Linked DNA regions of Homo sapiens: region 1 is linked to region 2. A link is a loop called in an ENCODE intact Hi-C map of the cell type or tissue named here. Cell type or tissue: PC-9. All regions are shown on one strand. Each heading gives the region's core, and the rest is flanking DNA. Links, peaks and the distances in the headings are about the cores only. Region 1 overlaps SLC12A2-DT (SLC12A2 divergent transcript). Region 2 overlaps CCDC192 (coiled-coil domain containing 192).

Region 1 (8,359 bases), core at 266-8,265, 54 kb after region 2:
TAAATTTAAATTGATATTTGAATGGCAAGAAGGAGCAAGTCCTTCAAAGAGTTGGAAGGAACACTTTCTATTAGGGAAATTAATTAGTGCAAAGGCCATAAGCTAAGATTAAATTTAGCTTGTTTGAGAAACTTAAATACTTATGTAGCTGAAGCATAGTACCCATCTAAGATGAAGTCTGAGAGGTAGGTCAGACCATTTAGGATCTGTAAAATAGAGTAAGTTAGAGTAAGAAAGCAAGCTGGAGCAAGGAGTTTGGATTTTATCCTAAATGAAATGTGAATTAATTAAAGAATTTTAAACAGAGTAATATCGCATAAATATTTTTTAATAAGAAAGACATGGACAATGAATTGTGGAGAGTCAAGGGTGGAAGCTGGCAGATCAGTTATGAGGCTATTGCAGTGGTCTTGGCAAGAGAAAATAGTGTCTTAGGCAAGAACGACAGAAAGAAGAGTGAAGTGTTTGAATTAGGAAGGAAAATTTGACAGGGCTTGCAGAAGGCATAAGGCAAAAGACTGACAGATGTTGCCGTATGAAAACATAAATCTTATATATCAAATAGACCATAAACAAAGTTAACAGTTAAAAAATAAATGAAGAAAAAATGTGTAATATATATAACAAAGGATTAAAATAAAATATATTATGTATATTAAAAAATGTCAAAAATACATTTTAAAAGCTATAAATGAATAAGAAAAAGACAAACAACCCAATAGAAAAATGCGCAGTGATATAAAGAGATAATTTACAGAACAAAATACAAATGAAATAACATGTGCAAAGACATTCAACCCTGTCAAGAAACTAAGACTTACAAAATAAAATAATAAATCACTTTAATCTTTTTCACTGGAAAAATTAAAGACATAAAATTTAAAATATAATAAAAGAAAAATATATGTTTAAATATTTTGTATTGGTTGAGAGTAATAATGGGAAGATAAATGAATATGGAAATTTGGAGGGCAGTTTGTCTACATCTATCAAGTTTTTTAATTGACCGTGAAATTCTCCCAGTATTTATTCTAAAGATACACTTTTATTATTTATTATTTATTTTTAGACAGAGTCTCATTCCATCACCCAGGCTGGAATGCAATGGCGCAATCTCCTCCCACTACAACCTCTGCCTCCCGGCTTCAAACAATTCTCCCACCTCAGCCTCCCGAGTAGCTGGAACTACAGACATGCACCACCACACCTAGCTAATTTTTGTAATTTTAGTAGAGACACGATTTCGCCATGTTGGCCAGGCTGGTCTCAAACTCCTGACCTCAAGTGACCCACCAGCCTCTGCCTTCCAAAGTGTTGGGATTACAGGCGTGAGCCACCTCACCCAAGCTAGAGATATACTTTCAAATGTGTACATGAAGATATATACAAGAATGTTCATTGCAAGGGTATTTGTAATGGAAAAAAAAAAGAAAACCATCTATTTGCCCATTTTTGGTGACATTCACCCCAAGAAATATAATGGAAATACCGTGGAGAATTTTTAAAGAGTAACATTGATATATAGGGACTTACTCAGAAATATCTCTATGACTTTTTAGAAGTAAAAAATCAAGTCAAACAATATAAGGAGTTTGGTTTTCCTTATATGGAGAAAACTGAAACTATATGTGAATGTGAATGTAAGTAGATTCAGAGTAATATCTTCAATGTCTTAAAATTTTAACAGTGGTTCCACGGTAGGGTAGGAAGTTAACTGACCTGACTTAGGGGAAGGCTGATGGATGAGGAAGCACTTTTGCTTTTTATGCTACACACATCTTCATTGTTTGAATGTTTATAGCACATATTATTGTATTACTTGAGTAATTCTCTACATTGGATTTCAAATCCAATATATTTGGATTTCAAAAAGTGAACAAATGAAACTCAGATTATGTTGGCAGTCGTAGAAGGGGCTTCAATCATAAACAGTTGTGAAAGTTTTGGTGGTAATTTGAATTTAATAAATCTTTACTGAACAAAGCTTGCAAGAGTACAGTTCAATGTGGAGTCTGGTCAAATGGCATTTAAAACGCTAAAGGAAGTGCTCCAAGAAGGGAGAGTCCAAGGACTTGGGGTAGAAAGAACAAGGCAAAGGCTTGAATCTGTAATGTCTTTGAGTTTTTTTCATTTCCCTTATCCATAAAATGAAGTATTGGCCAAAGCAGCATTTCAAACTATTTTTTGGGGGGTGGGGGTGGGGGCAAGGAACAGAACACTTTTGTATTCCCAAAATGAAATCTTATGAAAATCTCACTATTTACAACTGATAAAAGCAGTATTTCTCTGATTAAAAGAGGTCAAAAGCCAGAGCTCTACCAGCTCTGCTCCTTGGGCAATACTGCAGCCTTCCTCGGGATGTCCCAGAGGAACCCGAGGCCATGGAGAACACTCCTCAAAAACTTCCAGCCTGGATCATTTCTAAAGCCTTTTCTACTCTAAAATACATAATTCTCATTTACAGATGTAACTCATGAGAGTCAGCCTCAGTAAGTGTAGAGTACAGTTAGAATTCAACTGAGGAGAAGCAAAGAGGAGCAGCATTTATTACACTATTTACATGTGCTACACATTGTTTAAGCCATTTTAATACCTTACTTTGTTTAATCCTCACAACCATCCAGTATTTTTAGCTCCATACAGGGAGGAAACAAGGAGATAAGGAGCTTTCCAGAGGTCACACAGTAAGTACTGAGCAAATTCTAACAGATTTGCCTAATTGGAAAGGTCACACTGGGTAGGCCTAGAGCACAGTGTCCTATTAGGGGAAAGGGGATACAACAGTAGTACTTCTGGGGGCTGATGGGGAGGGTAGTGGAGGACACCAGGAGAGGGTGGGTGGGAGGACTTCCAATACCAGCTCCTCATGCTTCCCAGCTTTGTCAGGGACTATGCCTTCTAACAGTCTATTTGGGGAGCTAAGACTATCACATGTGGAACAAATTAAGGAAAACATAGGCAGCATGTAATTAGCTGTTTAACCACATGGTATATTCTAGAATTTGAGGAGCTTTGAGGTTTTTTTGTTTTGTTTTGTTTTGTTTTTTTCAGAAATGATTATAAATTTGCACTACTCTTGTTCCATCCTCTCCAGATACCTGGTTGTGGTCAGTGTCTGTGGTCAAGGCAATGCGAGGCACATCCAGCATCCCTGAGCAAGATGTGCTCAAACACATGTACGCTACAATGTTCCCATAACATCTGCCTCCATAGCATCAGCAACTGACCTAAATGCCTGCCTTAATGGGCAGGGCTTTTTTGCATGCTAGATGTCCAGGATGCTTGCTGTCCCTACTTGTAATTTACCATTGCAGTTGTTATTTACATTATTTTCCAAGTAACCAATTCATAGAACAGCCAGACAAGAGCTGAGTCATCTTGGAAGAGAGCCCAAAAATCTCCCCTGCACAGCAAGCTTTACAAAAAGATCATCCTTTGTGGAATGCAAACAAAATGGCCTCCACAATTTATTAATGTTCCCAAGAGCTGTGATTATGAATCCAGACATTTTAACAATGTTGAATCTAATTATGCCAGGTGAACAGAGTATCTATCACAAGTTACTCCAAACCATCCAGAGGTACAATGTAAGCCTCTTGTTTTTACAGGTTCTTCTGTCAAACCTAACTGAGAGCATTTTGTCTTTTGAGCTAGACTAAGGTTAAACAAGATTTACACTGAAGGCAGCCACAGCAATCAATGACTGATGCTTAGACTAAGCCAGGATGCATATGTTTCAGAGTCATCACATTCTCCAATTTTAAGAAGAATAAAATATTGGCATATTCCCAATTCAACATATTTAATTCAACTGCTGTTTGTTTTCAAAGGAAATTTAAAACAATAGCAAAGAAGGAATTCACCAATACTAATTCTATAACACTAAAAAAAATTTCTTTTGTTTTTAATTATACTTTAATTTCTGGGGTATATGTGCAGAACGTGCAGGTTTGTTACATAGGTATACATGTGCCATGGTGGTTTGCTGCACCCATCAACACGTCACCCTACATTAGGTATTTCTCCCAATGCTATCCCTCTCCTAGTCCCCCCACCCCGACAGGCCCTGGTGTGTGATGTTCCCCTCACTGTGTCCATGTGTTGTCATTGTTCAACTCCCACTTATGAGTGAGAACATGCGGTGTTTGGTTTTCTGTTCTTGTGTTAGTTTGCTGAGAATGATGGTTTCTAGCTTCATCCATGTCCCTGCAAAGAACATGAACTCATCCTTTTTTATGGCTGCATGGTATTCCATGGTGTATATGTGCTACATTTTCTTTATCCAGTCTATCATTGATGGACATTTGGGTTGGCTCCAAGTCTTTGCTATTGTGAACAGTGCCGAAATAAACATACGTTTGCATGTGTCTTTATAGTAGAATGATTTATAATCCTTTGGGTAAATACCCAGTAATGGGATTGCTGGGTCAAATGGTATTTCTCGTTCTAGGTCCTTGAGGAATAGCCACACTGTCTTCCACAATGGTTGAACTAATTTACACTCCCACCAACAGTGTAAAAGCATTCCTATTTCTCCACATCCTCTCCAGCATGTTGTTTCCTGACTTTTTAATGATCACCATTCTAACAGAATAGAAATCTCAATAGAGATTTGCATATCTCTATTGACCAGTGATGATGAGATTTTTTTCATATGTTTGTTGGCTGCATAAATGTCTTCTTTTGAGAAGTGTCTGTTCATATCCTTTGCCCACTTTTTGATGGGGTTGTTCGTTTTTTTCTTGTAAATTTGTTTCAGTTCTTTGTAGATTCTGGATATTAGCCCTTGTCAGATGGATAGATTGCAAAAATTTTCTCCTATTCTGTAGGTTGCCTGTTCACTCTGATGATAATTTCTTTTGCTGTGCAGAAGCTCTTTAGTTTAATTAGATCCCATTTGTCAATTTTGGCTTTCGGTGCCATTGCTTTTGGTGACTTAGGCATGAAGTTTTTGCCCGTGCCTATGTCCTGAATGGTATTGCCTAGGTTTTCTTCTAGGATTTTTATGGTTTTGGGTCTTATGTTTAAGTCTTCAATCCATCTTAAGTTAATTTTTGTATAAGGTGTAAGGAAGGGGTCCAGTTTCAGTTTTCTGCATATGGCTAGCTAGTTTTCCCGATACCATTTATTAAGTAGGGAATCCTTTCCCTATTGCTTGTTTTTTTCAGGTTTGTCAAAGATCAGAGGGTTGTAGATGTGTGGTGTTATTTCTGAGGCCTCTGCTCTGTTCCATTGGTCTATATCTCTGTTTGGTACCAGTACCATGCTGTTTTGGTTACTGTATAGCCTTGTAGTATAGTTTGAAGTCAGGTAGCATAATGCCTCCAGCTTTGTTCTTTTTGCTTAGGACTGTCTTGGCTCTGCGGGCTCTTTTTTGGTTCCATATGAAGTTTAAAGTAGTTTTTTCCAACTCTGTGAAGAAAGTCAATAGTAGCTTGATGGGGGATAGTAATGAATCTATAAACTACTTTGGGCAGTATGGCCATTTTCACGATATTGATTCTTCCTATCCATGAGCATGGAATGTTTTTCCATTTATTTGTGTCCTCTCTTATTTGTTTGAGCAGCAGTTTGTAGTTCTCCTTGAAGAGGTCCTTCACATCCCTTGTAAGTTGTATTCCATTCCTAGGTATTTTATTCTCTTTGCAGCAATTGTGAATGGGAGTTCACTCATGATTTGGCTGTTTGTCTGTCATTGGTGTATAGGAATGCTTGTGATTTTTGCACATTGATTTTGTGTCCTGCGACTTTGCTGAAGTTTCCTATCAGCTTAAGAAGATTTGGGGCTGAGACTATGGGGTTTTCTAAATATACAGTCATGTCATCTGCAAACAGAGACAATTTGACTTCTTCTTTTCCTATTTGAATATCCTTTATTTCTTTCTCTTGCCTGATTGCCCTAGCCAGAACTTCCAACACTATGTTAAATAGGAGTGATGAGAGAGGGCATCCTTCTCCTGTGCTGGTTTTCAAAGGGAATGCTTCCAGTTTTCCCCCATTCAGTATAATATTGGCTGTGGGTTTGTCATAAATAGCTCTTACTATTTTGAGCTTTCCAGAGTTCCAGCAATATCTAGCTTATTGAGAGTTTTTAGCATGAAGGACTGTTGAATTTTGTCGAAGGCCTTTTCTGCATCTATTGAGATAATGATGTGGTTTTTGTTATTGATTCTGTTTATGTGACAGATTACATTTATTGATTTGAGTATGTTGAACCAGCCTTGCATCCCAGGTATGAAGCTGACTTGTTTGTGGTGGATAAGCTTTTTGATGTGCTGCTGGATTTGGTTTGCCAGTATTTCATTTAGGATTTTCGCATTGATGTTCATCAGGGATATTGGCCTGAAATTTTCTTTTTTTATTTTGTCTTTGCCAGGTTTTGGTATCAGGATGATGCTGGCCTCATAAAATGAGTTAGGGAGGATTCCCTCTTTTTCTACTGCTTGGAATAGTTTCAGAAGGAATGGTACCAGCTGCTTTTTATACCTCTGGTAGAATTCAGCTGTGAATCCGTCTGGTCCTGGACTTTTTTTGTTGGTAGGTTGTTAATTACTGCCTCAATTTCAGAACTTATTATTGGTCTATTCAGGGATTTGACTTCTATGCAAATAAACTAGAAAATCTAGAAGAAATGGATAAATTCCTGACAAAATTTCAATCTTACTATTACTTAATACAAGTAACACCAGCAGCTTCAGAGAGAAAAAACAGATGTAGAAGTTGAAATTTTTTTTATTCAAAACAGCAGATGGGAAATGTTTTATTCATACATGCATTCCCCATGACCAGTATGACCTTGCATGCAGTTGGTGCTCAATAAATGTTGATTATATAAGAAAGAAAATCTAGTTATGGGACTTTGTGTGATCAGTATAATATCCATTTTTGTTTGAAGACAAACTTTAATTTTTTTTCCTGTTCTCCTTCAGTGAATGGTATTTGATTTTTCTTTTGACGTTAAAAAGTTAGTAGGCTCTTATCCATTGTAGTAGAAGGTCCACCATACATTACATTTCTATTTCTCTTTCCTCTCTAATGAAAAAAGTTTTGAAGAACCAAACATCCTAGCTTCCCTTGTTTATGAGTGGAGTTCTGGTACAATTATTCTTAGTGTCCTTTCAAAAATATCACAATTTAGGAAACAAACAAACTATAATCTAAGCCATCTAGAAAAGTGCCACAAAATCACCAATCACCTTTATCTCACTGAAGATTATACCCTGGGGACAGTAATCCTTCCCAAACAAAAGAAGAGTAGCTGTCAGTACCCTGGAATCACTTCTGAATCCTTTTCAGAAGATAAAACACTTTTGAGTTACTGAAAGTATTCATCCTCAGAAGAGAGTTGAACAAGTCTTCTCAATATGAATGAAATCAAACTGAGTGGATCCTGAAGGAGAGAAGGGAGATGTTGTTTTGGGTCTATGAGTGGACAAATATCAGGCCAGACCAACCCAGCAAACCTGAGACCTATTAATGTGCTGTATAGGAAAGAGCCAAGCAAGTTTAGTGTTGGTGGGGTGGTATTGGACTCCCTCTAAGGACCCCTTCTAAACCACAGAACCATCACAGCTATGATACACACCACTTGTCTTGAGAGCAGTCATCAATAGTGACATCCCGTGACAGCCAGAGGCAATGGGAATTGATCAGACTCAATTTCTCTCTTTGCTTGTATATGAAACTCAGGCTCCTAACTCTCCCTTTGTCCCGTCTTTGGACTACGTAAATTCCTAGTGTTCTTAGAGACCTGAAAGACACACACACAGACACACACACACACACACACACACACACAAAACAGGTGAGACTAAAAAGATTATTTGAAATGAATAAAATAATGGTGGCATTAATTTCATACCAAGTTTGTGGAGGAATTCACACAAGACAAACAAAAAGAATAAAATTTAATGGGCAACAAGCAATTTTATTTAAGATTTTGGGAAGAATGTCTTGACTATACACAGAAAGTCCACACCTGGAGTTGTTTAAGACCCCAAGTGGCTTGCAGTCAAATGCACACATGATCTACTTGGGCCCCAGAGTCAGGCAATGACTAGGGTCTTCCACTTCTAAGCAACTCACTATAAGTTAGCTCTGGAGCTTGATTAAAAAAAGACTAGAGGGCAAACTTTTCTTTGTCTATAGAAAAATCTAGGCTCATGAAAAATGTAATCGATGTTTAGATACTTTGGGACACTGACATGGTTATAGAGCTTATCATTGTTTTGAAAACTGTCTGAAATAGTTCTCTATACACATAGAGGTATTATCAGAATGGCTGCCAGAAAAACTAAGACGGTGGATACTGAAAGCCAAACTAACAGTGCCAATGGGAATAAGGACCTCCTGTTTTCAT
Region 2 (8,359 bases), core at 228-8,227:
CCTTGTGGCTTCTGGCCAGGCTGCTGGTCACTGCATTCCATCCATTATTCTCTTCAAAGCCAGAGTTGTGGGAGGAGACTTCAGGTCCTACTCATAGGAGGAAGTAAGAGAGATTCCAGAAACCCTTTCTTCTGCTCAGATTGACTTCCTCTTGGTATAACTCAGGTACATGGTTATGCTAACAGTCTTCTCAACCTTACCAAGAACCCCTTCTGTAAAATATTCTGATGTGGCCTGAGACCCTGCAGTGGGTGGGAAGGAACTCTGCCCCAGAAAGGAACTGATGAGCTAAGTAAGTTAGCCTAGGTTATCCTACCCTCAATCCTAATGGAGCACTTTGTGCTACTGGAGAGTAGATAGAAGATGGGATACACACTGCACTCTGCTCACCAGCCAATGTCTGGCCACTGGGGCCTACCCCCACCTTCCACAAGCCTATATTCATTTTGTGGCGTCATCTTTGAGACATCATCACTTGCTTTTCCGCACAAACGACCAACACCCTGCCAGCCTTTCCTGTGCTAGCAAAGATGTGTATGCAAACATCTTTCTGTGATACTGTTCTTATCAGTCTTCTTGGACATATGTGCTGACTCCAGCAAGCTCCAGGAATAAGGGCCTGGATTCAGATTCTCAGGAGTGGGGGATTCACTTCCTCCCTGCATGGTGGTGGTAACTGTTAAACTTCTGTGGAAGCTGGGGAGTCACTGTGCTTCCAACCCAAAGTCCAATCTCTTCCTTCCTCTCCCTCTGGCTCATCCTCTCTTTCCCACCCCTACCCATAGGAAGGAAAAGAGAGTCTAAGGAAATAGATCTATTCATCCACTGAAACAGAAATGGAAGCAAAAACAGAAACAAACCCCTGAACACTCATCATTTTTTCTGTATGTTCTGGAGATAATTTAGCCAAATTGGAACTGGCAAGATATTGTTGGGATGTAAGCTAATTAAAGCAGCGGGGCTGGGTTGCAAGGACCATGGATGCATTCAATCAGCTAGTAACATTTAAAGGCAAAGCTTTGTCAAGTAGCCAGCACAATAGATGTGCTCTCCCTCCTCCAGCTGTGCATATTGCAGCCTTGTCAAGAATAGGCTTGCCTGGTGATTTCTGGCCTACCTGTTAGGATTTAGCCAAATCTTGGTTCACCATAAATCTTGCAGGTCAGCAGAAATTCACTTGTAGAAACCTGGCTGATCATCAGATTTCCTTGGGAAGCTCTGTAAAAATATAGATTCCCAGGCACCCTTCTAGAGTCACTCAAGCAGAATTTCAAGGATGAGATCTTGGATTCTCCATATTAACAGAGATTTCCCAGTGCCAGACTTGGGGAACAATTTTTACAGCTTATAGAAATCTAAATCCTAGATTGGGAAGACATCTAGGGGATCAATTTTTCTAACTTTCTGTTTTCTATCAAAAAAGAAAGTAGGCTGGGCACGGTGGCTCACACCTGTAATCCCAGCACTTTGGGAGGCCGAGGCAGGTGGATCACGAGGTCAGGAGATCGAGACCATCCTGGCCAACATGGCGAAACCCTGTTTCTACTAAAATACAAAAAAAAAATTAGCCGGGAGTGGTGGTGCGCACCTGTAGTCCCACCTACTTGGGAGGCTGAGGCAGGGGAATCGCTTGAACCTGGGAGGCAGAGGTTGCAGTGATCCGAGATCGTGCCACTGCGCTCCAGCCTGGGCAACAGAGTGAGACTCCGTCTCAAAAAAAAAAAAAAAAAGTAAACTCAGTGATATTACATGCAATGACAACAGTTTGTTGTGGGTTTTTTGAGACAAAGTTTCACTCTTGTTGCACAGGCTGGAGTGCAATGGCACGATCTTGGCTCACTGCAACCTCTGCCTTTCAAGTTCAAGTGATACTCCCACCTCAGCCTCCCAACTAGCTGGGACTACAGGCATGCGCCACCACGCCCGGCTAATTTTGTATTTTTAGTAGAGACAGGGTTTCTCCATGTTGGTCAGGCTGGTCTCGAACTCCCAACTTCAGGTGATCCTCCCACTTCGGCCTCCTAAAGTGCTGGGATTACAGGCATGAGCCACCATGCCCGGCCACCAGTTTATTTTTTCTAATGCAGTAGTGAAAGCATTATTTGAAGAAAAAAATACTCCTGGGGAGGGAATCTAGGATATTGTTGTATCCACCCTAAAGATACAGCAATTGTAACCTTCGGGCTGATGCTTTCTTAGGTGATTTGTGTTATATATGCACTTAACTTTCATTTATTTATTCACTTGACAAATGACCATCACTACAATCCATGCACTATTTTGGGCACAGGGGATACAGTACTGAACAAAACAATAAAAAAGCTCTGCTTTCATGGAGCTTTCATTCCACGAGGGGAGAGTGACTGCAAACAAGATAAAAACCAGATCTAGAATAGTCAGATACAGCATGTCAGTAAAAACAAGGCAGAAAACATGGATGTGAAGTGTTCAGCAATGGGGCTTGGGTTGAAATTGTAGGTAAGATGGCCAGGGAAGGCTTCACTGTGTGAAGGTGACTTTGGAGGGTTGAAGACCTGAAGGAACTGAGAGAGCTAGCCATGTATGCCTCAGGTATACAATTGTGCAGGCAGAGGAAATAGTAAATGCAAAGTCCCTGGGATAAGAACATGCCAGGCCTGGTAGAACAGCAGTGAGAATTGTGGAAATGTAGCAGAGGAAATGTTGCATTTACTCTGGAGAGGAGGAAGGAGGAATAGGTTACGTGCTATCGAAGTAAAGAGGTCCCAGATCACATAGGGCCTTGAAGATCAGTGTGAGACTTTGGTCTGCATGAGACGAAAAGTCGCTGGAGGATTGTAGGCGAGAGTGTCAAGACCTGACTTATATTTTGATGGGACCTCTCTGTGCAGAGTTGAAACCAGCCTAAAGTAGCAGAAGCAGGGTGACCAGAGAAGAAGCTATTGCGATACTTAAATACTAGGCGAGAGGGAATTACCACTTAAATAAATGATGAGCATGGGCACTGGAGTGAGTATATGCCTCAGACTGAGCATAAGAAGTAAGATAGGAATCTGTATTTCTCTTGGTCTGCTTAACTCCCACACACCTCTCACCGTGAGAGCATCTAATTGCCACATGAGTGATGCGAGTGGTTAGAGACAAGTGTTTTTCATTCATTCTACGTGTTCACTAAACCATAAACAAGTCCTAGAAGTGTCTTCATCAGCCAGGCCCCTCACTCTGGTCTGGAGACTGGTGGAGTACTAGGGTCTGAATGTTTGTGGTCCTCCAAAATATGTATGTTGACATCCAATCCCCAGTGGGTTGCTATTAAAAGGTAAGGTCTTTAGGAGGTGACAAGGTCATGAGGGCAGAGCCCTCATGAATGGGAGTAATGCTTTATAAAAGAATCTTGAGGGAGCCTATTGGCTTTTCCACCATATAAGGACACAGCTGGGAGGCACCATCTATGAGGAATGGGTCCTTACTAGACAATGAACGTGCCGGCACTTTGATCGTCAACTTCCCAGTCTCCAGAACTATGAGAAATAAAATTCTGTTGTTTATAAACTAAGGCATCCTAAGCAGACTGAGATATGCAGGCACCACAACTTCTCAAGGCCCAGATGAGCAGTAGGCAACAACTGCTTCCTACATGGTCTCTCTTGCCTCTTGTTTTCCTTTTCACTGGGTGTTCTACAGGCTCTCTGATCCACTGCTCTCAGGAGCACTACCCCATGTCATTCAGGCTGCAGCCCTTCCATCATGATCTCAACTAAGTATTTGTTCCCTTCTAAGTCACTTACTAAAACAGACAGATCTTCTTAAACTCTCAGGTTTGGGCCTGTTGCTAGGTGAAAACATATATTCTCTCCACTGTGCCATTACATCTCGAATTTTTCCTCTAAAATATAACTATTATAAGACTGATCTTCATTATATTATCAAAAGTTTCTAGCTAATTTTATATACTACATTTTAATTCTTTTTAGTGACCAAACCTCTTTGCCAACCAATTGTATTCTTATAATGCTGCTTGTTTTTTCCAAATCAATTAACACGTGCCTACTTCAGATGGATCCTAAATGTTGACAGCTTTAGTGGAAGGAAATTGAAGTACCTTTGAAGTCAGTCACTTGGCACTATAGATTGGTCTCTTTACAAGTAAAAACATTAAAAGGGGAGGACAGATGAAACTTCAAGACATAGGACTAATTTGATTTTCAAAAAGAAAAATATTTGTACTACAATACAAAAAAAATAAGTGAATCATTTATTTCAGAGAATAGCCATTTGCAAACGTTCACTGTAAAAATCTAGAGGATAGAAAACCTAAAAAGTTTTGTTTAGGTTTGTCAATTTAAGTGGGAGGGATATATTTCTAAAGAATATGTCCTAAAGCTGTGCCAAGTATGTGCAAGTCCAAGTATGGCAAGAGATGACCCTGGACTCTGTGGTGGTTGCAGACAAATAATACATAACTTTCAAAACCAGCCCCATAGTGAGTCAGAGTAGTGGGCATTTGTACAGAGGAGGAAGCTGACATTGTCTTTTAATCCAAACAGCAATCCTGGGTGGCTCTGGTGGAATGAGGTATTTAATCACCTCACCGGTGATCCTTGTTGGGTCTTTCTTGTTGAGTAAATACTTGGCAGCCTTAGTCATTAGCTTGAAAGGCAGAGGGAAAAGTAAACCTTCATGAGTGAGTACCCAGCTGAGGTGTTTGTTTAGGCTAATCCCAAATGCCCTTTAGGGCCTAACTCAGTGCTGCCCCTCCCCTACTTCACTGTGAAGCTGCAGCTGTGGAGCCAACATTTTATCTTATTTATTCTCTATGTGCAGGTTCCCAAACATAATTATTGGATGAATGAATGAACAAGAAGATGACTATGGAGGATACTTGGGATCTGGCTAGCAACAAGTATATTTCCCATTGTTAGAGGTAGTTGGGTCAGAAATTAGATCAGTGCTTCTCAGCATTTCTCTGTTCAATGCATACTTTTTGGTGGCACCCATAAAGAAATCAAAAGGGGAATATCCCTTTTTAGCAAGAAGTATTTAGAAAATCTAAAAGAACTCTTCCTCCTATTCATTGGGTCACTTTTCAGCCCTGCATCACTGTTTACAGAAAAGTGTTAACATCTTGGACTCGTGAAGCAATGTTTTCACACATTCTAGGTATGTTGACCTAATATGAAACCACTCCTTCTTGCTCTGATTAGCAACAAGTGATGCCCCACTGTTTTCCCAGTCTATGTATGGCAGTGTTCCCTCTGTCAGGTCTCTCTGTGACAGTGTACAGCTGCAGTGATCACAAAATTCAGATTTTTAACTCATTGATTACAATTGGCAGCCAACCTCTGAAGAGCTGGAGGGACACCAGTGACTGAGAGCCACTTGCTTAGAAAATTATCAAAGAGAGGCCAGGCACGGTGGCTCATACCTGTAATCACAGCACTTTGGGAGGCCGAGGCAGGTGGATCACCTGAGGTTGGGAGTTCGAGACCACCCTGGTCAACATGGAGAAATCCCGTCTCTACTAAAAATACAAAATTATCCGAGTGTGGTGGCTCATGCCTGTAATCCCAGCTACTCAAGAGGCTGAGGCAGGAGAATCGCTTGAACCCGGGAGGCAGAGGTTGTGGTGAGCCAAGATCGCACCATCGCACTCCAGCCTGGGCAACAAGAGCGAAACTCCGTTTCAAAAAAAGAAAAGAAAAGAAAAAAAATTATCAAAGAGATGTTACAGAAATAATTCCTATACTGGTAGCAGATGAGGCTAGATCACCCCAAAAATGTAGTCAACGCTCAGTCTTTTAAGGTACTCCTTCAACTACAGTCACCTCTATTGTTATCTATTTAGTTATTATTAGTCATTTTTGATGTAACTTTCACATGTCACTTTTCTCAGAGCATAAAGGTTTTGAGGGTATGAAGAACAGGAAGCTGGAAATGGCCAAAGGCAAGGTCATATTTTCTTCTGGGCCTTTGGTCTTTCAAGGCTGACATAGAAAAGTGAGTACAGCCTGGGTCAGCCGAAGGCAGAATGCTGGGACTGCCTCTCCTCTCACTAAATCTTTCTAACCCTGCCCAATTCCCACCGGCCATCCCCTATAGTCTTTTTGCGAGAACTGTACACCATCATTCTCAGTCCTGACTTACATCTATTTTAAGTCATAGAAGAAAGAGGGAAAATGATGAAGAATGATGTATGACTGTAAAAACCCCTTCAGTAGTGGCGAAAGTGATGAGTTTATACCCTCACTGTTGCTAATCAGGTTTTTCCTCCGTCTCACATAGAAGAGCCTTTCTTGTTGCAATCTCTGGGTTTCCTGGATCCTGTGGGTGTGGGGTTAAGGCTGAGAAAATCTGGTCAGATAACAGCACCTCCAGGCTTCCGGGAGACCCGCCTTGGCAAGACTGAGCTGCCAGCAGAAGCCTATGAGGGACCACAGGTGTGTGAAGTGTGGGACATGTAGAGCTGTCAGGACTTTGGGGACACACATCACTTCCTGTTACAGATGAGGGAGACTAGATGGGGGGAGAGGAGTGAGATGGTTAGTGGTAGATTCTAGAAAACTCACTGGGGTGGCCTTGGGCACTTTCCAATACAAATAGGACTTGAGGCTCTTGAAGTCCCCCACTTTGCTAAAGAGTTTTAAACACTTTTGTTAGTTGTAATGTATTTAGAAATGGAACAAAATATTTGTGTTTTATATGTGTAAAGAGACTAGTAGTAAAATATACTTGTATGAGAATTTTTTTAATTTTAGTATGTCTTTAGGTTGTCTATTAGTATTTTCATTTAATACATGAGAACAGTACAATGGGAATCCTCATGCCATCTCTCTTTTTTTCAGCATCTACTCTACCCCTTTTCTGACTGTCCTCTTCTTGTGCTATGGACTGAATTATGTCTCCATCAAAATTCCTGTGTTGAAGCCCTAGCCCCCGACTAGATGGCATTTGGAGATGGGGCCTGTGGGAAATAATTAGGCTTGGATGGGTTCATGAGAGTGGGCCTTTCATGATGCAGCCAGTGCCCTTATAAGAAGAGATATGAGAGAGGTTTTGGTCTCTCTCTTTCTGCCATGTGAGGACGCAGCATAAAGGTGGCCAGGAAGAGAGTCCTCACCAGAACCTGACCATCCTGACACCCTGATCTGAGACTTCCAGCCCCCAGAACTATAAAAAAGTTTCTTGTTTAAGCCACCCCATCTGTAGTACTTTGTGATAGCAGCCCAAGCTGCCTAGACACTTGCTTCTCCTCTCATTTTCTTTCCACCTTCTCCCTGTAATACTCTCTTCCAGAAGGGCGATGTGGTCCTAGTGACCGTGACTGCCTATGCAATGCCGCTTCGCCGCATTTTTGCTGCTGTATCATTAGAGCTGGGTGAACTCTACCTATACTGCATTGTCTAAAAACGTTTTGACCAGTTTGACCAGGGGTGACACTAAACTCCTTTCTTCATTGTACAAATCCGTTGAAAATAACTCATTCTAAAAGCAGAGGAAAAACTGAGGAGAGAAAAGATGGAAGGAGAAGTCAAAGAGGAAGAAGACGTCAGACAGGCACAGTGAGGTTCCAATGCACCCCCCTCCACCCCTGCCCCCTGCTGAGGCCCTGCATCCCCCACTGTTCACTGCTCCTCTCCTCAGCATCTTCCCTGGCCACTTTGCTGCCATTTTCCTTCTCCTACTCCTGATGAAACTCACTTCGACCCACCTGAATCAGTTTCTTATGTAGTTTAAGGAGTAGCTTAGGGACTGAGAGAAACATTACTGTCAGTCACGGATACAAAAGCCTGCTACCTGGGTACCTACACACCTGCTTAAGGTGGGGCAGCTTTGCTGTGGTAGTGCATTCAGGCAAGAAATCACCCATTCCCCAGCAAATAAAATTAATTGGCAGTCATCACTTTTTGCCAAACTTTGATTTCCATGACTCCATCCTCTGGGGTAACAGAAAAATAATCTGTGTGCCAATGCTTGAGGACCAGAGATCCTCCCTCTCAAACAATATCTGTGCAGGTTAACTAGAGCCATCTCCAGGTAACACATCCACCTGGGTTTCAGAGAGAGCTCATCTGGAAGGAAATGCTAGCCCAGCATTATCCAACAGAAATATAATGGGAGCCACAAATGCAAGCCATGTATTTTAAATTTTCTAGGAGCCACATTTTTAAAAACATAAAAATAAGTCAGTTAAATTATTTTAAAAATACATTTTCTTTAACACAATGTATTCTAAATATTATCATTTTAATGCATAAGCAATATAGAAAATTTGAAGTATTTAACATTTTTTAAACTAAATCTCCCAGTCAAATGTGTATTTTACATTAAAGCACATTTTTATTCAGACTAGCCACATTCCATTGCTTAATGGTCACATGTG

The links. A loop is a pair of places that touch in the nucleus more often than their neighbours do. Peaks named below come from ENCODE experiments on the same cell type or tissue, not always from the same donor. Only the 100,000 strongest peaks of a DNase experiment are listed, where the experiment ranks them.
Region 1: a loop joins it to region 2, with 2.6 times the contacts of the local background. A loop is called at or near these places in 2 of 110 quality-filtered maps.

What each region holds. Positions count from the first base shown.
Region 1 is chr5:127,984,884-127,993,242 of GRCh38, forward strand. The region is part of intron 2 of SLC12A2-DT (SLC12A2 divergent transcript); the gene reads right to left. Among named protein-coding and RNA genes, the nearest start is that of SLC12A2-DT, 94 kb to the right of the region's middle. In PC-9, for the core only: no CTCF peak of the experiment used is centred there; a DNase peak (open chromatin) is centred at 3,378; H3K27ac peaks cover 495 bases.
Region 2 is chr5:127,930,441-127,938,799 of GRCh38, forward strand. The region is part of intron 6 of CCDC192 (coiled-coil domain containing 192); the gene reads left to right. It overlaps LOC124901059 (a long non-coding RNA gene), which reads left to right. Exons shown (of 3, transcript XR_007058925.1): 3 at 4,804-4,874. Among named protein-coding and RNA genes, the nearest start is that of SLC12A2-DT, 150 kb to the right of the region's middle. RefSeq lists an enhancer at 4,295-4,948. In PC-9, for the core only: CTCF peaks have their summits at 4,772 and 4,971; DNase peaks (open chromatin) are centred at 4,571, 5,121 and 6,291; H3K27ac peaks cover 3,751 bases.